2 separate regions of the Homo sapiens genome follow, and region 2 is linked to region 1. The links are chromatin loops, found by intact Hi-C in ENCODE. Cell type or tissue: B cell. All regions are shown on one strand. Links, peaks and the distances in the headings refer to the core of each region. The heading gives the core; the rest is flanking DNA. Region 1 overlaps PAX2 (paired box 2). Region 2 has its middle 65 kb from the start of PAX2.

The links. A loop is a pair of places that touch in the nucleus more often than their neighbours do. Peaks named below come from ENCODE experiments on the same cell type or tissue, not always from the same donor. Only the 100,000 strongest peaks of a DNase experiment are listed, where the experiment ranks them.
Region 2: it touches region 1 in a loop (5-fold over the local background); 3 of 110 quality-filtered maps call a loop at or near these places.

The regions. Positions count from the first base shown.
Region 1 is chr10:100,818,364-100,830,363 of GRCh38, forward strand. It overlaps PAX2 (paired box 2), which reads left to right. Exons shown (of 10, transcript NM_000278.5): 8 at 6,285-6,386; 9 at 8,646-8,732; 10 at 9,180-11,581. The coding sequence ends at 9,256. Among named protein-coding and RNA genes, the nearest start is that of PAX2, 79 kb to the left of the region's middle. In B cell, for the core only: a CTCF peak has its summit at 8,728; DNase peaks (open chromatin) are centred at 7,748, 8,668, 9,198, 10,488 and 4 weaker places; H3K4me3 peaks cover 4,027 bases; H3K27me3 peaks cover 6,660 bases.
Region 2 is chr10:100,674,221-100,686,566 of GRCh38, forward strand. No RefSeq gene overlaps it. Among named protein-coding and RNA genes, the nearest start is that of PAX2, 65 kb to the right of the region's middle. RefSeq lists enhancers at 6,398-7,009, 9,634-10,135. In B cell, for the core only: no CTCF peak of the experiment used is centred there; a DNase peak (open chromatin) is centred at 6,711; H3K27me3 peaks cover 4,659 bases.

The DNA of each region.
Region 1 (12,000 bases), core at 4,001-12,000:
TGACTTGAGATGCAACTCCCTGCTACTTCACATGTTATTTTGCTGTGCTTTGTATCATCCTGTTTATTGATACAATTCAAGTAGTTGCAAACAAATCAGTGTCTTATGCCAAAGAACGGGGCTCTTTCACTTTTTTATAAACAGTGCTTATTAATCTTTAAGCCATATTTTTTGAGAATATGATAAAAGTCATGTACCATCTACACAGAAAGATACAGATATACAATGTCCATAACATTTTATGTATAGATTTATATAGACCCCTTGAAGTGATCTATGGGTTCTTGAGGGATCAGTTAACCCCAATTTAAAACCCCCACTGTAAAAAAGTGGAAGAAACTGAAACACATAAGAAACAAGAAGTGACAAGATGTTCTGTTATAGGAAGGATTCACTTAGCATGATCCCATATTACTTTCCTGGACCAAACACCTATCTATTTTCTGGGTCTGCACTATTTGAGAACAATATCATTCCAGGATCATTTCCCAAGTATACAGCCTGTTCTGTAATCCAGTTTCTGCCATCTACTAGCAGTGAAATCTCAGACGTAATATTTGGCCCCTCTGAGTTTATTTCTCATCTATAGAATGGGGATTAAAGGCCGGGCGTCGTGGCTCACCCTGTTATCCCAGCACTTTGGGAGGCCGAGGTGGGTGGATCACCTCAGGTCAGGAGTTCGAGACCAGCCTGGTCAACATGGCAAAACCCTGTCTCTACTAAAAAATACAAAAGTTAGCTGGGTGCAGTGGCAGGCGCTTGTAATCCCAGCTACTCGTGAGGCTGAGGCAGGAGAATCACTTGAACCTGGGAGGCAGAGGTTGCAGTGAGTGGAGATTGCACCACTGCACTCCAGCCTGGGAGACAGAGCAAGACTCTGTCTCAAAAAAAAAAAAGGGGGGGGAGTTTAAAAACATATCAATGGCTGGTCCCAGTGGCTCACGCCTGTAATCCCAGCACTTTGGGAGGCTAAGACAGGCAGAGCACCTGAGGTCAGGAGTTGGAGACCAGCCTGGCCAACATAGTGAAACCCCGTCTCTACTAAAAAATATAAAAATTAGCCAGGCATGGTGACAGGTGCCTGTAATCCCTGCTACTTGGGAGGCTGAGGCAAGATAATCACTTGAACCCAGGAAGCAGAGGTTGCAGTGAGCCGAGATCGTGCCACTGCTCTCCAGCCTGGGTGACGAGAGCGAGACTCCGTCTTAATAAAAATAAAAATAAAAATAAAAACATCAACATCATAGGGTTGATATGAAGATTAAATGAGATAATACATCATATAAAATGTTAAGGACACCGCCCAGCATATAGAAGGTGCTCAATGAATGCTAGGTAGTCCTGGCCCAAGTAGAAACACAGCTCTGACCTTGAATCTTAGACCTGATGGTGAAAGTAGCACAAATTACCTGATGACTACAATTTTTCAACTTTCTTAATAAAGTCTTTCACTTTGCTTTTCTCTGTACTTGTAAGGGGAGCTGCACTTAGATTCTCCAAAGCAGTTGATTTGATCTGGCCCATTTGGTAAGGAATGTCTGACGAAAGTGCACTGTCTGATGCAGTTGTAGTGATTGCTGTAGAAATTGGCTTTAGAATCTTCAGGGACTTCTGCAGTTGAACTGAGAAGACATCCTCATCAAGTACAGTGCTTTGAACACTTCTGGGGACTTTAAGATTCTCCACTACCACTGTTTCTTGAAGACCCTCTTTGTTTTTCAGAAAACTCTCACAGGAGATTAATACTCCACCCCATGGAGTTTTATTATAGACTTTTGGCATCGGGATTTTATTCTCTGAGTCCTTTTTATCCACAGCCATGACGATATGAGACTTTGTTTGTCAGATGACTTCTTTTCCTTTTCTTTGGCTCTTTTGGGGAGTATCTGGCTTCGTGTTATTAAAAGGCAGTGTGGTATAAACATGGCTTCAAATTTTGGCTGTATCATTTACTAGCTGTGTAGTCATGGGAAAACTGTGATGCATCTTTGTGCCTTCATTGTCTCACCCTTGAAACAAGGAAGTTACCTCATCATCTGGAAGGCTATTCATCTTTAAAAACTTTGTAACCTTGGCCAGGCGCGGTGGCTTATGCCTGTAATCCCAGCACTTTTGGAGGCCAAGGCAGGCAGATCACTTGAGGTCAGGAGTTTGAGACCAGCCTGGCCAACATGGTGAAACCCTGTCTCTACTAAAAATACAAAAATTAGACGGGCATGGTGGCACACAACTATAGTCCCAGCTACAGGCTAAGGCATGAGAATCACTTGAACCCAGGAGGCGGAGGTTGCAGTGAGCCGAGATCGCACCACTGCATTCCAGCCTGGGCGATAGAGCGAGACTTCATCTCAAAAAACGAAAAACAAAAAACAACTTTGTAACCTTGGAAAGCAAGTGTCCAACATGAAATGCCCATCTTCTTGTAATAATATGTGGGGTTTTGTCCATTTGTAATTTCTGATGCTGTTTTTATGTTACTGGCCATTGTCATTGAGCAACAAAAATCCTCTACTGCTTTCTGTTGGGTGGCACATATTTTATAACTGATGTATTCTGCCACATAACTGTTTTCTCCTTTTTCTGTGCTTTTGCTTGTTTGTATAAAGGAGGTGCTGTGCTGTTGTACAGTTTTAGAGTCTGTCTGCACTCATGTTTTTCCATCCATCTATAGTACAGCAAGGCCCAGTGCTCTGTCGATTCTTGCTTGCACAGATTCCATTACCCATTCATATTCTTTCACTAAAAGAGGCTTGCTCAAAGAATGCTGCTGGGCAAATGGTATGACAGTCTTAGTAATTTGAAAACTTCCTGCAGTATGTGTTTTCCATTATTGACAATGGTGTTCCAGAAGAATATATGGCAAGAGTTTGGTCAATTTTTTCTGCTCTTTAAGTGTCACCTGTGTGCTAATGAAGCAATTGAGAGTGCTTTGTATGCAGTGGCCAGCACCTTTGCTGGCTCAGGGGTCCTGAACAGGGTACTCCTTTGTGGAGATACTGGTGTTATAGACTCCGCAGCAGCAGGTGCACAGCTGTATGCAGAACACGAGGAAGCTTGCGTGCTTTTTCCTTGTCTTGGGACTCTTCTTTCACGTTTTAAAAATTTCTACATGGCACTGCCCAACTTCAGTTTTCTAAATAGAATTTGGCAATGTGCCTTTCAATCAGCTGTTCAGTGGGTGACTTTCAGCATGCAAAAGTTCCTACCTGAGGGAAGTTGCCATTTTGCAAGACAGAAAGGCAGTAGAAATAAAACTTTCCAATAGGACTGCATCCAGGTTAGCTGGAAACATCTTTCTAGTTATCCAGCCTGTCTTCCTTCCTCCTGAAGTGAGGTAGGAGATTCCGTGACAAAACCTTAGATTATAAGGAATTCATGGTGACAGATTGTGGGAATCATAAAACTGAAAACCAGAATTCAGATGCATTTAAATTCCTGTTTATTAAGAAAGAGGCACACCCCTTTTCCTGCTGCTTTGCAGACTTTATGATGACAGGGAAGGAGGAATTAGGTTTCTATATCTGTTCAGCTTCAAAACTTCTGCGTCTTCCCTAACTCGATCCTGTCCTGGGCCTTTCTCTTTTTTTTGACCAATAAATGCCATATTATTAATCTCTCTAGGAATTGATTTTGATATTGCTGTCATTGTCTACTTCAGGTCCACTCCACTGAGAGACAGTCAGGAGGAGTGTAGCTTTCAATGACAACAGAAGTCAATAAAAGAAAACCCACATCAAAGCAAACACAAATCCTTTATTCTGTCTCTCTAGGAGTCAAAAGTGATCTCTTGTTTGGCAGTTCTACTCTGCTTGTTCTCGAGTTTTAGGAAATGAAAGATATTGGCTATATTAGACAGGTATAGAGGAAAGTCATTCTATTGCATAATAAAGTCACAATATATGAGTCCCTCACTGTAAACCTCTTATCAGCCTATAAAAAATCATAATCTATTGTTTAAATTGTTTTTTAAAGAAAAAGCATATTCTAATATTTACATTTTATCCAAGCCTTTACTTCTTTAATGAGACCAATATACATGAAACAATAAAAAAAATGATAACCCATCAGGAATTGGCTGTTAAGTGCAATAGATTGATGGACGATTAATCAACAAGTGTTTATTGAGCATCTACCACGTTCTCAACTATGCAGGATAAAGCAGAAGACAGGGTCCTGCCCTCAGGTTGCTTATGATCTGTTTGAAGAAGCAAGCTATGATATGAAACATCAGGGCTCATATATTATGAAATATAATGGCATGGTAAACCATGCAGCACAGATGCTGTAGAAGTTTGGAAGAGAGAAACTTCCCTGATGGGTAGAATGGTAGGGATTTTAAGGCTTCAGTGGGGAAGGAGAGGAAAACCGTAAGGAAGAAGAAAAGGTCATGGCAAAAGCATAGGGGGTTCACATCACACAAGCCATGAAAACAGTCAAACTAAACCAGGAGAGGTGATAATCTTAAGTTGGATGGAGAGAGTACCTTAGCAGCTTTAAAAGCCACAGAGTTTCATTTCAAACTATAGACTACAGGGAATCAGTAATAGTTTTTACAAGGGAAGTGGTGTGATGAAAGCAAAGTTTCATGAGGACTAGCCAAGCAGCCACATTTAGGACAGACAGGAGGGGAAGAATGTGGAGTCAGGGAATGCAAGCAAAAATATTCTGTGGCAAAAAGAAGGTGCTTAGAAGCTGAGCTAGGAAGGTAGTGGAAGAAATGGAAATTGAGCAGATGTAACAGACATTGCCAAGGAGAATTGACAATACTTGGTGACTGACTTCATCTAGAATGGGAGGAAGAAGGCTATGTCAAGAAGGACTCCAAAGTTTTTGGTCTTATGATATTCAAGATCATAAGAACCGACAGAGGGAAGATGAATCTGTTTTTATTCCAGTTAGGTTTGAGGTAACAGAGGGACAGCCAAGGAAAATGTTCAGCAGGGTACTAGAAATGCAAAAACCTGAGCTGTAGCTCTGTATAGCTAGGGAAGGATAAATCACTCAGACGTGTCAAGGTAGGGATGAGGAAACTCATACAGCTCTGGAATGCAGGGAGGTGAGGCCATCTTCAAAGGGAGAGTAGCAAAGAGAGAGAGAGATGCTTTGGAATAGCCATTGGGAGAATAATGACTATGGCCCAGCTGATGAAAAGAAAGTGAACGGGCCCAGGTATGCATAGTTCTGTTACTTTCTCCAGCCATGCCTTGCCTTCCCAAGGATAGACAGAGGCATTAGAGTAATAGAGTGGCATTGGCTAGTGAGGAGAATAAGGGGAATCTGGAGGGGTTAAGGGGGTTCCAGGAGGTCCAGGAGAGGATAAAGAGATTATGGCAGAGGGGAGAAAGCAAATTATTATTAGAGATCAGAGCATGCTAAATTGCAAAGGGAGGTGGTGGCCCCTTCATAGCCATGGAGGATGCAGGCAAGGTAGGGAGCCCAGTCATGTGCAGCTGTGTCCCAGAGGACATGTCGGTGGACCAGGGGTAGCACCCTCATCTTGACTCGCTTTGTCTCCCACCCTCCAGGCTTTAGCTGATAGAGCCCTCCAGGGACAGAAGTCCAGCAGCTGGTGGGGGAGCAGATTTTGCTCATTGGAACTTTATCTGGTCCACTTGCACTTTTGGCTCAAAGCTCCTGATTCACTTCAGGGTGGTTTTCTATCATGTAAATGCCATAAACACTAACAGCAAAATAGCCCACTGGCTGCCCCCCTGCTCTCCACACCTGCCAGGACCAGGACCTGCAGCTCCACTTGGAGAGGACAAGGAATAGCCATCAGTCCCTGTAGGGGTGATGGTGGGGTGTCCTCCAAGCCTGAAGGAAAGATGGGGTGTTAGGGAGAGGAAAGATAAGCAAGATGATAGAGGTCCATTTGGCTGCTGGAGAGACCACAGCTGAATATCTTGCTGAGAAGGAGGAGTAAAACCAGGTCATCTCCCTCCCATCTCCATCTGGGTTTGGAATGCACAGAGACACAGGCAAAGGCAGATACACACACACACACACACACACACACACACACACACACACACAAATACACAGAGACACAAAGAGCTACACAAAACAGAGATGCGTACACACAGCTGATCATAGACATTTAGCTTAGACACATGCAAAGGCACACTCAGATGGCGCATTCAGGTGCACAGTGGCACACATACCCCTGCACGTCTGCACAGAGCTCTTTCCTCTCCAAGAGTTTCCTCTCCGTGCAGTACCCTGGTGTGAGTAGAGGCAGGCCCCTTTCTTCCAGGCCTCACCCCTTCCCCTTTGTGTTTTTCCAGGTCGTGACATGGCGAGCACCACTCTGCCTGGTTACCCCCCTCACGTGCCCCCCACTGGCCAGGGAAGCTACCCCACCTCCACCCTGGCAGGAATGGTGCCTGGTAGGTGACAATGCTGCAGCTGCCTAATCTAGGTGGGGGGAACTAAATTGTGGGTGAGCTGCTGAATGGTCTGTAGTCTGAGGCTGGGGTGGGGGGAGACACAACGTCCCCTCCCTGCAAACCACTGCTATTCTGTCCCTCTCTCTCCTTAGAGGCTGCAGTTGGTCCCTCATCCTCCCTCATGAGCAAGCCGGGGAGGAAGCTTGCAGAAGTGCCCCCTTGTGTGCAACCCACTGTATGTCATGGCCCCTCCACAGCGCCCACCCACCCAAGTCTGTGCCCGAGGAGCACTCAGCCTCAGCTCCACCCTCAGTGCCCAGCCCACCCCAGCCAGCTGACACTGCTTGGAAGAGCCTGCCCTGGTTTCCATGGAAACTTGGAGCCAAGAACCATTTCCAGGGGCATGTCAGTCACTCAGACAAAGCCACCCTGGTCCACACCAAGACACAAGGGAAGACCAATGTTGAGAACCAACCCCAACCCCAACCCAGAGACAGTAGGGAGCTAGTCCCTAAGAGGAATGGAGGTCAGGCTGCGGCGGGAAGCAGGGAGAGTCGCTGCAGTGAGACAGGCTAGAACACCCCTATACCTCTTCAGAGGCACCCAGCCTTCCATTGCTTCCCTGGGGCTCTGACCCATCCCTAATCAGAGGAGTTGGGTTTGGGTTGTTTGAATCAGAGAGACAGAGGCTGTATTTAAGGTCTGGTGACTGCAGCTGGAGGTTGTACTATACCTAACCCCTAACCCCAGATTGGGAGCAGGGTCTTGAAGCCAAAGAGAGTTGAAGTTCCTATGTGCACAAACACCAAAACACTCTTGTCTTAAGGAGGGTTAGACTCACTCAGCCAGCAACTCACTCCCTCTGGCCGCCCTCTATGTGGCCTTTCCCTGAAGTTCAACTCTCATTGGTATGGGGAATGGGGAGGATAGAAGAGAGTGGTTGGCCCCATCCATCCAGGGACATTTAGGTATAACCCTGGGTAAGCAGAGCTTGGGGTAGGGGCAGCGGCAAAGAGGGAGATTGCTGCTGGGTCTTATGGACTAGGGGCTGAAGGGAGTTAGAGGTGTGGGTAAAGGGATTCCTGCCCAGATTTAGGGGAAGGAAAGTAGAAGCCTTGTTGGGAGGCAAGGAGATTTTAGGGAGAAACTCCCAGCAGTGAGCAGGTGGGGGCTGGAGGAGGTTTTAAAGAGGTGGGGTGAGGGAAGAGTGGGGAGGTGGGGGCAGGGAGTCTGCAGGGAGGTGGGGAAGAGGGGAGCCGCAGAGAGCTCGTGGTGTCGAGGGGGGAGTCGTTAAACAGAATCTAGTGCTGATGAGGAAATTACACTTGTTTCATTAGCGATGGGGAAGGAGATAGCTCAGTTCCTCTTGGTCACAGTTGAGCTCAGAAGCTCATTATCCTGCTGCACGCATGCTTTCCCTCCTCGTCAATAAACAGGCTTTCCAGTGGCTGCATCCCCCACCCCCACCCCAGCTCCCTCTCAGAGAGGGGCCCCTTCTCCTCTACTTAACCCGCGGTTAGGGATCACTGTAAACAGTCTGGGGTCATCACACAGGAGAAAGGGCGAGGGGGAAACCTGGAGGCCTGGCCTTTCTCCCGCAGAGGGAGGGAGGTAGCTTCCGACGACGGCTCCCAACCCACGGGCCCTCCGCTCACCGCTAGCGGACCAGCGGGCAGTCCACCTGCGCCGCCTCCATCCCCTGCCGCGTAGCCCACGCATCCAACCTCTTGAGGGAAAGGCGGGAGGGCGGTGTCTCCCAAAAGAGCTCCCACCTCTTGTGTTGGCACTGCACATTGATGCCATTCTTAGGACTTTCTGGGAGAAAAATGTCCCGAAGGCCTTTCTTCGCCACCGCCCCCCACTCCCATTTCCACCCATTAGGGGCCATGCCTCCTAGAACCGGAGTGGCATCTATAAAGGCCCTGGCCCCCAGCGCGACAGGGTGGACGCGCCCCAATACAAACCCTTCGTGGGTGGCCGCGAGCGCCTCCGCTGGGAAGCCCTGGGCGGGCACCGGCCCACAGGTCCCGCCCGTGGGTGTGCGAGCGCGTCGGTGCCTCCCGCCTCCCCGGGCTCTCTCCACGCGGACGCGGTGATCGCCCCACCTCCGCCCGGCCCGCCCGCCACGGCCATTACCCTGCCCGCGACACCTGCGCCTGAGACCCGGCGGGAGGAGCGGGCGGAGAAGCCACCGGCCGGACTCGTGGGGTCCGCCCTGGCTTGCAGGCGTCTGATCCCCACTCCCCGACCCTCCCGCAGGGAGCGAGTTCTCCGGCAACCCGTACAGCCACCCCCAGTACACGGCCTACAACGAGGCTTGGAGATTCAGCAACCCCGCCTTACTAAGTGAGTACGCCACCTGGCTGGCCGGCGGCTCAGCGCGGCCGCGCGGCTTCTGGGCACGGTCCCACTCCCGGCGACCCGACCTCTGGGGACCCGGCCGGGCCAGGGGGACAGGCTTGTTAGTGCAGCACTGAGGCCCGGGGACCCCTCGAGGACGCCCGCACCTCCTGCCCTCCCGTGCCCTCCCTGGTCGCTCGAAGGCTCTGCGCCGCCCTCGCCCTCGGATCCCCTGGAGGGTGCGCAGCCGGGCGTCACCAGATCGGGTCCCTCTCATGCCCCGTGAACGCAACTATTCTCCGGGGCAACTGGCTCCACTGCCCAGCCAAGGTCTCCCAGTCCGGATCCCGCTGGACCCCAGCCAGGGGAGGTCTTTTCTGTGCTTTTCTTTCCTTTTTTGTTCTCCTGTTTGTCCTCTCACCCAGCCCATTCTTCTCCTGTGTTAACTTCCAGGTTCCCCTTATTATTATAGTGCCGCCCCCCGGGGCTCCGCCCCTGCCGCTGCTGCCGCTGCCTATGACCGCCACTAGTTACCGCGGGGACCACATCAAGCTTCAGGCCGACAGCTTCGGCCTCCACATCGTCCCCGTCTGACCCCACCCCGGAGGGAGGGAGGACCGACGCGACGCGATGCCTCCCGGCCACCGCCCCAGCCTCACCCCATCCCACGACCCCCGCAACCCTTCACATCACCCCCCTCGAAGGTCGGACAGGACGGGTGGAGCCGTGGGCGGGACCCTCAGGCCCGGGCCCGCCGCCCCCAGCCCCGCCTGCCGCCCCTCCCCGCCTGCCTGGACTGCGCGGCGCCGTGAGGGGGATTCGGCCCAGCTCGTCCCGGCCTCCACCAAGCCAGCCCCGAAGCCCGCCAGCCACCCTGCCGGACTCGGGCGCGACCTGCTGGCGCGCGCCGGATGTTTCTGTGACACACAATCAGCGCGGACCGCAGCGCGGCCCAGCCCCGGGCACCCGCCTCGGACGCTCGGGCGCCAGGAGGCTTCGCTGGAGGGGCTGGGCCAAGGAGATTAAGAAGAAAACGACTTTCTGCAGGAGGAAGAGCCCGCTGCCGAATCCCTGGGAAAAATTCTTTTCCCCCAGTGCCAGCCGGACTGCCCTCGCCTTCCGGGTGTGCCCTGTCCCAGAAGATGGAATGGGGGTGTGGGGGTCCGGCTCTAGGAACGGGCTTTGGGGGCGTCAGGTCTTTCCAAGGTTGGGACCCAAGGATCGGGGGGCCCAGCAGCCCGCACCGATCGAGCCGGACTCTCGGCTCTTCACTGCTCCTCCTGGCCTGCCTAGTTCCCCAGGGCCCGGCACCTCCTGCTGCGAGACCCGGCTCTCAGCCCTGCCTTGCCCCTACCTCAGCGTCTCTTCCACCTGCTGGCCTCCCAGTTTCCCCTCCTGCCAGTCCTTCGCCTGTCCCTTGACGCCCTGCATCCTCCTCCCTGACTCGCAGCCCCATCGGACGCTCTCCCGGGACCGCCGCAGGACCAGTTTCCATAGACTGCGGACTGGGGTCTTCCTCCAGCAGTTACTTGATGCCCCCTCCCCCGACACAGACTCTCAATCTGCCGGTGGTAAGAACCGGTTCTGAGCTGGCGTCTGAGCTGCTGCGGGGTGGAAGTGGGGGGCTGCCCACTCCACTCCTCCCATCCCCTCCCAGCCTCCTCCTCCGGCAGGAACTGAACAGAACCACAAAAAGTCTACATTTATTTAATATGATGGTCTTTGCAAAAAGGAACAAAACAACACAAAAGCCCACCAGGCTGCTGCTTTGTGGAAAGACGGTGTGTGTCGTGTGAAGGCGAAACCCGGTGTACATAACCCCTCCCCCTCCGCCCCGCCCCGCCCGGCCCCGTAGAGTCCCTGTCGCCCGCCGGCCCTGCCTGTAGATACGCCCCGCTGTCTGTGCTGTGAGAGTCGCCGCTCGCTGGGGGGGAAGGGGGGGACACAGCTACACGCCCATTAAAGCACAGCACGTCCTGGGGGAGGGGGGCATTTTTTATGTTACAAAAAAAAATTACGAAAGAAAAGAAATCTCTATGCAAAATGACGAACATGGTCCTGTGGACTCCTCTGGCCTGTTTTGTTGGCTCTTTCTCTGTAATTCCGTGTTTTCGCTTTTTCCTCCCTGCCCCTCTCTCCCTCTGCCCCTCTCTCCTCTCCGCTTCTCTCCCCCTCTGTCTCTGTCTCTCTCCGTCTCTGTCGCTCTTGTCTGTCTGTCTCTGCTCTTTCCTCGGCCTCTCTCCCCAGACCTGGCCCGGCCGCCCTGTCTCCGCAGGCTAGATCCGAGGTGGCAGCTCCAGCCCCCGGGCTCGCCCCCTCGCGGGCGTGCCCCGCGCGCCCCGGGCGGCCGAAGGCCGGGCCGCCCCGTCCCGCCCCGTAGTTGCTCTTTCGGTAGTGGCGATGCGCCCTGCATGTCTCCTCACCCGTGGATCGTGACGACTCGAAATAACAGAAACAAAGTCAATAAAGTGAAAATAAATAAAAATCCTTGAACAAATCCGAAAAGGCTTGGAGTCCTCGCCCAGATCTCTCTCCCCTGCGAGCCCTTTTTATTTGAGAAGGAAAAAGAGAAAAGAGAATCGTTTAAGGGAACCCGGCGCCCAGCCAGGCTCCAGTGGCCCGAACGGGGCGGCGAGGGCGGCGAGGGCGCCGAGGTCCGGCCCATCCCAGTCCTGTGGGGCTGGCCGGGCAGAGACCCCGGACCCAGGCCCAGGCCTAACCTGCTAAATGTCCCCGGACGGTTCTGGTCTCCTCGGCCACTTTCAGTGCGTCGGTTCGTTTTGATTCTTTTTCTTTTGTGCACATAAGAAATAAATAATAATAATAAATAAAGAATAAAATTTTGTATGTCACTCCCCATGGCTCCAAGTTTGTCTCTCCCTGTCTCTGAGATGGGCCTCCCCTCCATTGGTCGATCCCCAAAAGCCCCTTCAATGATCCTCCCAACTACACTCCCGCTGCCACCTCCAACTCCTTTGCCGAGACCCCCTTGGCGGCAGCTGAACCACGGCGAAGGCCGAGACTAGCCTGCCCTTTAGTAGCCACCCTCCCCCACGCACCCCGGCCCTGGGGACAGGAAGTTCTTACTCTCCGAAACTTCAGAATAACTCCTAGTTAGGCGCCTATACTAGGCCAACTCTGTGGTCCTACCAGTACACCCGCACCCAGATTTAGGGTGCTGGCTCTCAGAACCCGAAGTCTGAGGCCTTCTCCACGTGGGTGGAGGGGTGGTCGTCTGTCCTATCTCCTCCCTCCGTTCCCTATCCAGTGCAGT
Region 2 (12,346 bases), core at 2,349-10,348, 150 kb before region 1:
AATGCACCAGCCTCGGCCTCCCAAAGTGCTGGGATTACAGGCATGAGCCACCTCGCCTGACCTGGGCTCTTGTCTTAAGAAAGAACTTTCTAATCATTACAGCTGCCTGAAACAGAAGAGACCTATTTCAAGACAGAGTGAGTTTCCTGCCCTGGAGGCATTCAAGTAGAGGCTAAAGCCCCCCAAAATGGGACTAGTGTGGGGAACAATGAAATCCTTGGCTTCTAGGATCACTTACAGACCCAAGGTTTTAAGGAGTGTGTCCCCAGAGGAGAATGATTTCAGGCACTTTCAGGAGGATTATTTTCACCAAGAAAGTAAAAAATGATTCAGGCTGCACACAGGGAACCTTTCTTATGGACATAGGGGCACCAAGGACAGAAGCAGGCCTAGGTTTTCCTCCCCACAGGGTGTCTCTGAAGCCACCCCAGTCTTGCCCAGCTGCCCCCCTCCCCTATGTCCAAGCCCACAGGTTCTCTAGGTGACCCCCATCTTCTCACTCTGGTTCCAAAAAATGAACACAGATCATTTGAACACAGGCAAGGGGCAGGGCAGGAGGAAGAGGACACAGTTTGCAGTTGTAGGGCATTTGGGATGCTACCATCAAGGTCACTGTGACTCCCAACACCTTTGCTGTGGAGGTGTAATCCTGGGCAGTTCCTAAGGAGCCACTCCCTTGTTCATTGCTGTGCTGTCTGTGCCAAGCAGAGACTGGCACAGAGAAGGCACAGCATGCAGAAAGCAGCTTTCTTTCTTTCTATTTTTAAAAAAAGACAGCCAGGCATGGTGACTCACATCTGTAATCCCAGCACTTTGGGAGGCCAAGGCAGGTGGATCACCTGAGGTCAGGAGTTCGAGACCAGCCTGACCAACATGGAGAAACCCCGTCTCTACTAAAAATACAAAAATTAGCTGGGCATGGTGGCGCATGCCTGTAATCCCAGCTACTCAGGAGGCTGAGGCAGGAGAATCTCTTGAACCCGGGAGGCGGAGGTTGCAGTGAGCCGAGATTGCGCCATTGCACTCCAGACTGGGCAACAAGAGCAAAACTCCATCCCCCCAAAAAAAAAAAAAAAAAAAAAAAAAAAGAGAGACACATCATCACTGTACAAATTGTAAACTATATAGAAAATATAAAGAAAGCCAGAAATAAAGCCCACTGGAGTCACAGAACCACTGTTGCTATTTTAGTGACCATCCTACCAGAAACATCTTTCTGCCTTTAAATAAACATATATATAGGTGTGCAATACAAACACACTAACATTGTATGTTCTGTTCCATAATCTACCATTTTAATCAATAATACAGCATGAACACCATTCTGTTTCAATAAAGAGAGCTATATGATTGTTTTAGTAGTTGCATTATAGTCCATTGCATTATGTACTGAGCCAGTCTTCTGTTGACAAACATCTAGGTTGTTCTCAGTTTTGCACTTTTAAAAAAAAATTTTTTGAGATGGAGTCTTGCTCTGTTGCCCAGGCTGGAGTGCAATGGCACAATCTCGGCTCACTGCGATGTCCACCTTCCAGGTTCAAGCAATTCTCATGCCTCGGCCTCCTAAGTAGCTGGGATTATAGGTGTGCACAACCACGACAGGTGAATTTTTGTATTTTTAGTAGAGATGAGGGTTCACCATGCTGCCCAGGCTGGTCTTGAACTCCTGATCTCAGGTGATCCACCCGCCTCAACCTCCCAAAATGCTGGGATTACAGGTGTGAGCCACCATGCCCAGACAGTTTTGCACTATTTAAAACACCCTGAGATGAATGTATTTGCAGACAGATCTTTTTGCACTTGTACAATTATCTCCTTAGGGTAAATTCTTAGAAATGGAATTATTGGATTCAGGCTGGACACAAGGAACCTTTCTTAAGGACACAGGGGCACCGAGGATATTTTATATTTGGGCACACACTGTCAAACTGCCTTTTCCAAAGGTTGTACCTCTGTATATTCCTATCCAAAGAGGTTATTATTAGTCCTTTATCCTTTGCTTAAATCAAGCTTGTCCAACCCATGGCCCGTGGGCCGCATGCAGCCCAAGATGGCTTTGAATATGCCCCAACACAACTTTGTAGGCTTTCTTAAAACATTTTATATATATATATACACACACATATATATACACACACACACACATATATATACACACAGATATATATACACACACACACACACACACACACATATATATTTATATTTAGCTCATCAGCTATAGCTAGTGTTAGTGTATTTTATGTGTGGCCTGAGACAATTCTTCTTCCAGTGTGGCCCAGGGAAGCCAAAAGATTGAACACCCGGGGCTTAAATGAATGAGCACTTTCTTGAAAGACAAAACAACAACAAAAACTTTGATTCAGACCAGTTTCCTGCCTTTATCTCTCTCTCTCTCTCTCTCTCTCTGTGTGTGTGTGTGTGTGTGTGTGTGTGTGTGTGTGTGTGTGGACACATCTGTGATTATGAAGGTCTAGGTAAGCCTTGTTTCCTAGTATAATTGTATATCTGTCTGTGTTCTCTGTATAATCATAAATCTCTACCTAGTAAGCTGAAGTCCTGAATGAATATTCTTAAGAAAGGGTTATATTCCCACCTCAGTGCGGGGATGAGGTCTGTTTCAGCCTCTCCAGCCCCAAGGATATTCTCCCATTGTCAGTCTTGCCACTATCTCTGAAGTCTCCCGGCCAAGGCTGTTAGGGAGAGGATAGAAAGGGAAGCTACACTGGGTTTGCCCACAGTGGGACCTCAAGTGTTAACTTCGATTTTCCTCAAAAGGTGTCCCTGGACTGGGTGCAGTGGCTCATGCCTGTGGTCCCATCACTTTGGGAGGCCAGGGTGGGTGGATCACCTGAGGTCAGGAGTTCGAGACCAGCCTGGCCAACATGGTGAAACCCCGTCTCTACTAAAAATACAAAAATTAGCCAGGCATGGTGGCATGCGCCTGTAATCCCAGCTACTCGGGAGGCCGAGGCAGGAGAATTGCTTGAACCTGGGAGGTAGAGGTTGCAGTGAGTTCAGTTGGAGTGCCACTGCACTCCAGCCTGGGCAACAGAGAGAGACTTCGTCTCAAAAAAAAAAAAAAAAAGTGCACCTGATACCGTGGCTGAGGGGCATAGAACCATGGTGGAAACAGTGCACTACAAGTCACTCTAGAGGCCCCCACAAGGGGAGGAAAGCGGTGAGGGTAAAATGTCTAAGGTTCTTCCTGCCTGGGGGGCCTGCTCTGCAGAACCCTCCCCTACTCTGCTCTCTCTGTCAGTATCCCTCACACATGTGTCACCTCTGCACTCACACATTCACATCTAATCCCACAACTTATATACTTCCCTTACAACCACACCCATACCCTCTTATTCTCACATAATTTGTCTTATAATTTTCACACCTTTACACCCACATTCTTGCACACAGCACATTCACAGAATTTGATGTTTACACACTCCCACCTACATTATTCACTCCTGTGCAGTCTCACACTGATATACTTCATCTTAAGGAAGTGTAGTCATGAGTTCCTTTCAGTCATTGTCATTTATGTTGTTGAAACCATACCCACAACCCTGCAACTCAACCCAACACTCTTCTTTCGTACATTCTCACAGTCCAACAGAATTCACAGTCATACTTTCACATTCTCCTCAAATCTCTTGAACACATGCAGTTACCCAGAGAATCTTACAACATCATAGCTCATCAGGCCGGGCACGGTGGTTCACGCCTGTAATCCCAGCACTTTGTGAGGCCGAGGTGGGTGGATCACCTGAGGTCAGGAGTTCAAGACCAGCCTGGCCAACATGGTAAAACCACGTCTCTACTAAAAATACAAAATTAGCCGGATGCGGTGGTGCTTGCCTGTAATCCCAGCTACTCAGGAGGCTAAGGCAGGAGAATCGCTTGAGCCTGGGAGGCGGAGGTTGCAGTGAGCCAAGATCACACCATTGCACTCCAGCCTGGGCGACAGAGCAAGACTCTGTCTCAAAAAAAAAAAAATCATAGCTCATCTAGTCTACCCTCCTTATTTTACAGGTAGGATAGCTGAGCCTCTGAGAGGAAAAACATGAGTTGATCAAAGTCATACAATCAGTTAATGGCAAGTTCAAGATGTTAACTCCAATCTCATAACTCCCACAATAGTGCTTTTTCCTGTGGCCAGAGTCCTTCCCTCTCGGTCTTCCTTTCAGTCCCCTGTGCCAAGCCCTCTGCACTGACTCTCAGAAACATTCAAATAGAGGAAGTCGCTCTTGGAAAGACCGGCAGCCGGGTAAGTGGAACAAGTATGCATTTGGAATACAAAAAGAGCCTGAGCAGGAATATCAAATAGCTTGTAGGCTTAGAGAGAATATATGTAAAACACTTGGTACAAAGTAGCAACTGTGAACACTTGTTGGGCACTTACTATATGCTAGGCACTATGCCAAGAACTTTATATATTATCTCATTTAAGTTTTATGAACTTTTAAAGTACGATTATTTCGCTATCACAGAAGAAGGAAGTGAGGTCCAGAGAAGTAAGTCACTTGCCTAAGGCCACTCAGCTAGTGAATTTTGAGACCAAGATTATGCCCTGCTCTGGTTTTCATGCATTATATTATGCTTCTTCCTTCAATAACAAAGGTCACTCTATTGAATCCTTACTTTGTGGCAGACTGTGTGCTATATATGCATGGTTTCTATGTATCTTTGCAGATAAGGAGACAGAAGCTTGGGGGGTGCTTAATGGACAGTATGTTTTATCATTATAGACAGGGAGATTCTAACTTCAAAAGCAAATTTAGCTGTATTTTGCCACAAGGTAAATTATTCAGTTCATGTAAATCTTTAGTGGATCTGATCATTCCCATTCTCATTCCCATTGATTGGTTTATTTTATTATTATTATTATTATTATTTTGAGACAGAGTCTCTCTGTTGCCCAGGCTGGAGTGTAGCAGTATGATCTCAGCTTGCTGCAGCCTCCGCCCCCAGGTTCAAGTGATTCTCCCACCTCAGTCTCCCAAGTAGCTGGGATTACAGATGTGTGACACGACACCCAGCTAATTTTTGTATTTTTAGTAGAGACAGGGTTTCACCATCCAGGCAAGTCTCAAACTCCTGGCCTCTTGTGATCTGCCCACCTCGACCTCCCAAGGTGCTGGGATTACAGGTGTGAGCCACCGAACCTGGCTAATTGGTTTATTTTAAGTCAATCTTCCTTCCTCAGATCTGTAATTCCCTGCAACTCCACCCCAGTGTATCACAGGAAGAGAGTCCCTGCTGTGATCATACACACAGTTGTTGACTTCCACTCACTAGATGAAGTCATATTCAGGCACACTTCTTACACATGCTGTAAGGCCACTGTGGCTTAATCAATTAGCAAGACCATTAGGAAATGGAGTCAAAATACGTGGGATCCAGTGCCATCCCTTACTAACTGGAAGACCTCAAGCAATTACTTTCTCTGCCTCAGTTCTTGCATCTGCAATACTGGAATGGTAATTCTTCCCTCCCAGCATTGTTCTGAGTTTAAAATGCTGTAAGATATTATTATAGAAAGGCTGGCATATAGTTAGCACTCAAAACTTACTACTCACAGTCTCCCACAAAGATATAATACCAGCGCCTCATACCAACCCACACAGAGACAGTCACAAAAACCTGTAGACAGGCCCCCATAACACACCAGACTGTAGACTTGCTCAGATCTGCTAGGGGGCTGTTAGAGTAGTTGAGAAAGAGGTTCTTAAGTAACCTTGGACAAGTCACTTAACAGCTCTTTTTTATTTATTTATTTATTTTTTTAGAGCGGAGTGTCGCTCTTGTTGCCCAGGCTGGAGTGCAGTGGTGCAATCTCAGCTCACCACAACCTCCACCTCCCAGCTTCAAGCGATTCTTCTGCCTCAGCCTCCTGAGTAGCTGGGATTACAGACATGTGCCACCACACCCGGCTAATTTTGTATTTTTAGTAGGACAGGGTTTCTCCATGTTGGTCAGGCTGGTCTCAAACTCCTGACCTAAGGTGATCCGCCTGCCTCGGCTTCCCAAAGTGCTGGGATCACCACCGCGATGGGCCAACATCTCTTTTTAAGAAAAAAAGACTAAAGACTTAAAAAACAAACAACCATAACCACAATACCACTATCACACCTACAAAATTGGTAAGAATTCATTAATATCATCAATTACCGAATTCATATCCAAATTTTCCTTTTTTTTTAACATTTGGTTTGTTCAAATAAGAAACCACACAAGTTCCACCCAATGATGTATTTGGTTGCTTTTTTCTTTCTCTTTTTAAAATGTGTATGAATCTCTTTTCCCTTTGAAGAACCTGGGTTATATGCTCAAAAGACTGTTCCACAGTTTAAAAAATTCACTTTAAAAAAACTTATTTTTAATGCACAAGTAATATATAAATGTACTATTGGTTGTGAAAAAAGAATAGAAAGGAAATCAGACACTACAGATGAAGTGAATGTCTCCCTTGACCATCCCCAATGCCAGCTCTTTAACCTAAATCTCAGTTTTCTCATCCTTAAAATGGGAAAACTTCCCTTCTTAGGGTTGCAGTGAGAATTAATTCTACAGAGGTTGGAAGCGCTTAGCTCATTGCATGCCTCACGTAATCGTTCAGTAGAAGTCGCCTGTAAGTATTTTTCGTCATTGCTCTGATGCCGGCAGACGCAGAAAAGCCGTCCGGCCCCGTGCGCGTTCAGCACCCTGGACAGAGGTGGCGGCGGCCCGCGCCCTCCCAGCCCAGCCCAGCCCAGCCTCCCCCGGCGCTTGGGCTGGGATCTGTAAATGAAACCGCCCGGCTTCCAGCGGGTCCGGTGCAGCCGGTGAAGGGGAAAGAAATCCGGGATTTTCCGAGCCGCCTGCTTCGGCTCTGCGTCTGGCGGAGACAATTACTCGGATACGCTCCGGCTGGCCTTCCCGAGGCCCCAGGTCATTTCAGATCTGGGCCCCGGTCCTTGGGCAGAAGCTGGGCCGAGAAGATCTGGAGCCGGTGCCTCAGTTTCCCGGATTTCCGCGAGGGAGGACCGCGGAAATCGCCACAGGAGACCCCCTGGGGATCCCTCCTGCAACCCCTTCCCTACACACACACACACACACACACACACACACACACACACAGACACAGACACTCAGCCTCCACTGCCCTTGGGAGTTGGGTTGGGGAGCGGGTGGCGGTGTTTGGATGGAGACAGCAGCCTCCTCCGGAAGCCGGCCCAGGGCACAATTAGCAGGGAGCGGAGACGCCCGCGAAGGCTGATTTAATTAGGTGACACGGTGCCAGGCAGGGATGCGGGGGGAGGGGAGAGCAGGGTCAAAACATTTTGTAAAAATCTGTTTCACAAACGTTGCTGCTCCCCTCGGGCCAGAGAGAGATTACTGCGTCTTTGGTGTCGATCAAGGCTGGCAAGAGGCAGCCAGGAGGATGGGGACATATCCTTCTCCTCAGCCTCCCTCTTTTGTCCAGTCTCCAAAACAGTCCCAGGAGCCATCAGCTCCTCTAGGGTGCAGGGTTTGGGATGACCTGGAAAGAGACCACTTTTATAAGGGGGAACAAAGTGCTGTCTATCTGATGCATACTCATCTCCCCAATATTCATAAGAATAATATTACCAGGAGTTGCTGGAAGCATCTACTTTCCAAATAAAGCTATCATTTGCTGAGCAAGTACTCTGCCATTACTAGCTGTCTGATCTTGGTTATTTATGTTCTGTGCCTCAGTTTCCTCATCTCTAAAACAGTAAGGACCCTTCTAGAGTGGATATGAGGAGTAAAGGAAGCCAATATGTAATAGTAAGCACTTAATAATGGTTTGTTTTGTTATTATTATTTTATTACTATTAGGTGCAGTCTAGTTGTTTGACATCTTTTGTCTCTATTCCTCACAACTCTATGGCATAAATATGATTGTTCTCATCTTATAGATGTAGAAACTGTGACTCAATGAGTTTAAGTAACTTGCTGTCACTGACCTGGTTAAGGGCAGAGCTAGGAATTAGACTCAGGGGCTGGGCACAGTGGCTCACGCCTGTAATCCCAGTACTTTGGGAGGCGGAGGCTGGTGGGTCACCTGAGGCCATGAGTTCCAGCCCAGCCTGACCAATATGGTGAAACCCCGTCTCTACTAAAAATACAAAAATCAGCCAGGTGTGGTGGCATGAGCCTGTAGTCCCAGCTACTGGGAAGGCTGAGACAGAATTGCTTGAACCCAGGAGGTGGAGTTTGCAGTGAGCCAAAATTGCCTCACTGCACTCCAGCCTGGGTGACAGAGCAAGACTCTGTCTCAAAAAAAAAAAAAAAAAAAAATTGGACTCAGAACTGTTTGGTATTAGAGCCTGTGCTTTTTCACCATCCCACACCTGAGCTGCCTCAGTTTCCCACTTGTGATCTTCTCTCAGTCCACCTTCCTGGATCCACCACCATAACTGTACATGCCTCGTCCCAACCATGTCTGGCACAGCCAAACCCACCTCCAGTACCCACAGATTTGTGTGGCACTGAGTAAAAGGAAGCATGCAGCACACGTGTGCACACACACGTACACAAATGTGCATATGTCACCAGAGACAGTCATACAGGATCACCCTCCCACAGAGAGAGAGACTACCAAACTCACTATCTCACTCAGAAGTAAAGCAAGCCATACACAAGTGCCTATCTGCCATTGGTCACATTCAGAGCACCCCATCACAAGGGAAAGAGGTTTCACACAGAGAAATAGTGACACCCAACATCACAAAAGAGATGTAATGTACAAATACACAGATACACAAGGTATGTAACACTTCCACATACAAACACACCAAAATAATAAGATATGAACAACTGTACACAGCCACATACACAGGAAGATAGGTTTTTTTTTTTTTTTGTAAGACACCATTTATACAGATACCCACAGAGATACAAAGTCACAACATAGCCACTGGCACACACCATCTCATGGAGAGGTATAGCTACACACCCACCATAACACCCACAATACACCCACACTTAACAGCTGTAGCCAGACATGATGTGACAGAGAAAGAAAATCAGTGAAAATCCAGTCCATATGCACACACTTCCTAGACACACCTGCACAGATCACTGAAGACAGGAAACCATAATCTCACAGGCACACAAACATACACACCGCCAGTCTCCTTTCAGACCCTCTGGGAAGCTGGCTTCAACCCAAGAGCATTCTGCCTCCTAAAGTCTTCAGGGAATGGGGGTCAGTTGACTCCCTTCCCCTCCCTTCTCCAAGCTGAGTTTAGGGCAGCAGGGACACAGTCCTCCAGCAGACATAGGGAGGGGACCCTGGGCAGCCGATCTTAAGGACACCTTGTCTAGCATCATATTTAGCCCAAACTGAGGCCAGCTACTGGGACTTAGGGGCTGTCCTTCCATCCCCCCAATCCATTTCCCCCACCATCCCAGCCTCATGCCCCAGCATTATTTTTCAGAAAAAGGCTGATGGATTTATCAACGACTCCTTCCCTGGGGAGCGAGGACTGTCTCCTCAAACCTCTCCCCCACCTGTTGTCACCTACCTGTGCAGGTGCTGTGTCTCAGCAGCTCAAAGCTCCAGCCTCGGCAGGGTCCCGAAGGCAAGTGGGTGGAGCCTGGTTCCATCCTCTGCACCCCCCAGTTCTAGCTCCCTCTGCAGCTGCCCCTCCAGCTCCAGGCCCCCTGGGCAGCCCCCTCCCTCCCTGCCGCCTGCTTGCCCGGCGCTGTGTCTCTTCTCTGAAAACCAGACTAGGGACGGGGGGAGGGGGGAGGATCCCAGGAGAGGAAGTGGCATCTGACGGCCCCGGCACCAAACCTGGGGGGCTGCAGGGGGGAGGGGAGGAGCAGGGAGGCCTCTCATTGTGTGAGGGAAATTTTATTTTTAACAGATGCTAAGGCAGATGGCACAGAATTAACAGAAAATGGGAGAGGAAAGAGAGGAAGAACATTACTGACTCCGGAGAGAGTGGACATTAAAAAAATAAAGAATAAGGGAATGAAAACAAGTTTAAGTGCTCTCTCCGGGGGGGAGGGGGGAGGGGAGGAGAGCTGAGAGGCAGAGAGGGACGGAGCAGCGTGGTGATAACCAGAGGCGTGAAATTACAAAAGTAAAATTTGTGGGACTCGGGAGGGGCTGAGAAGGCCCCAGTTTCATTGCAAAACTCACTCAGAAATTACTGATGTGATGTTTGAGCTTTTATCATTAATAATAATCTAGAGGGGAGGGGAAGACAAAAGGACTTGTGGGCTGGGTGGGGGGGTGTTGAGGCCCCAGGAAAAAAGGTGCGTGCGCTGTGGGGCAGGGGTGAGAGAAAAGTCATTTCTGTGACAGAAAAAAGAAGGTAAGAGAGAAAAACTCAGGGAGACACAGCAGAAACTGAGACAAATGGAGAGACAGAGGCAGAAGAAAAGGAAAGGAAGGAGAGAAACAAGAGAGAAAAAGGAGGAAGAAGAGAAGCTGTGGGAGAAGGGTTAAGATAGAAGGGGTGGGGGGAATGAAAGGCAACTAAAGAGAGATCCGGAGGTGGTGCGGCGGAGACAAAGAGACAGAGACGGCAAAGAAGACAGAGATGAGGAGAGAGACAGCCAGGAAAACTGTATCAGAAACAGAGCAAGACAAAACACACAGTGCACTCAGGGGTATGGAAACTAGCCCCAAAGCCGAGTGAACAATGGGCAAAGTGACCAGAAGCAGGGGGCCCAGAGAAACACGGCAGGAAGACAAAGACAAAAGAACAGCGGCCCGGACAGACAGAGAAATGGATGAAGAAAAAGAAAGAGTTGGGAAGAGTGAGAGACAGAGTGAGTGAAAGGCAGAACAAAACAGAGAGAGAACAAAAAAAAACTCAGACAGACTTTGAACAAGACACAGAAAGAGTTGGAAAGACAGAAATTTCAAGAGAGAGAGAAAGAGACCCCCACAATCAGGATGAGAAAGGTGAGACTCAGAAAGGGAGAAAGAAAAACTGAGCCTGAGGCAGAGAGAGACAGAGAGGCTGTGGGGGAGACGACAGAGAGGGCAGGAAGGGAGGAAGGGATGGGAGACAAAGAGGAATGGCCGTTTATCTCTCCTCCCAAATTAATTGAGGCTACATCAGCCTGAGCCACTAAAACGGAGCGATTATGAATGGGTTAGTCACAGGTGGAGTTAAAGGCCTTCAGAGGGATATTAGCCAAAATTGAGTGGCTTTTAATTTCTTTCTAACGAGAGACTGTGGCTGGGGAACCAGGCACCGCCTCCACTCAGCTCCACTGCTAAACACGGCGTGCAGGCAGCCTGGGCCACTCGCCACCTGACCTGTGTGGCATAGGCAGCCAACTGGAAATGGCCATGCCTGTGACATGCCTGCCACATGCTTGCAACATGCCTGTAACATGGCCCCCCACACAATGGGGGGCCACCACCTTTGTGGTGGGTGAGGAGAAGGAGGGGTCAGAGCCCTTGGAAGTGGCCAGGCGAGGGAACACATGGGCAAAGGCTGAACAGTCTTGGATGTGGAAGAGGGTGAGAGGGGAAGTAGATGCTTCATTAAAAGTCCTGCCATTGCTACAGGGTTCCCCAATTACCCCGATCCCACTTTGAGGAAGGCATCATGGTCCAGCATTGCTTTTCTCCATCCTGGAGAAACCAAGTCCCTGAGATTACAAGTACTATTGCCAACTTACACATGAGTGACAGTGATGACCTGAACCCTAGGAGCAGGATGGTGAGGCCAGAGACCCAGATGTGAGTCTCAACTCAGGCAGAACCCTGGATGACACCCCTCTGGCTGGGCCTCGGTTTCTCCATCTATAAAATGAGGGAGCTGAAGTCTCAGATCTCTGCTAGCATCAACATGAGTGAGAGACAGAGGGAGTGAGTTAGACAGACTTCCTGTCTAATGTCTTATCCAGGGGTCCCTGCTGCATAGGGGACATATGGGTTAGGATATGTGACCCAGGAGAGCATTTGCAATCACTGGAATAAGGTATGTGAACTAAACATAGGGTCCCTGGTCCAGCATGATACAAGTCACAGAAAGTGCAGTGATGGTCCCAGGCCGTGAATTCACAGATGATGGACGCCTGGGTGGTGAGGGCTAAGGAAGGCTAGAGAGGAGGAAAGATCACTGTAGATTAGCGGAGCCCAGCGAGGGTGTAGTTTGAAGAGGGTCATGAGTGGTTGGTTGGAGCCACGGGAGAGGACATTCCTAGTGGGGACACCGAGATCAAAGGTACAGTGGTGCCACCTGGCTGGAATTGACCCTACATGGATATATGGTGGGCAAGGATGAGGGGGACAGAGGGGAGACAGTGGGCCCTGGTCTTGCAGGCTTTGAGGCTTGAGTGAGAACACGGAACTCAACCCTGTAGGTGTGGG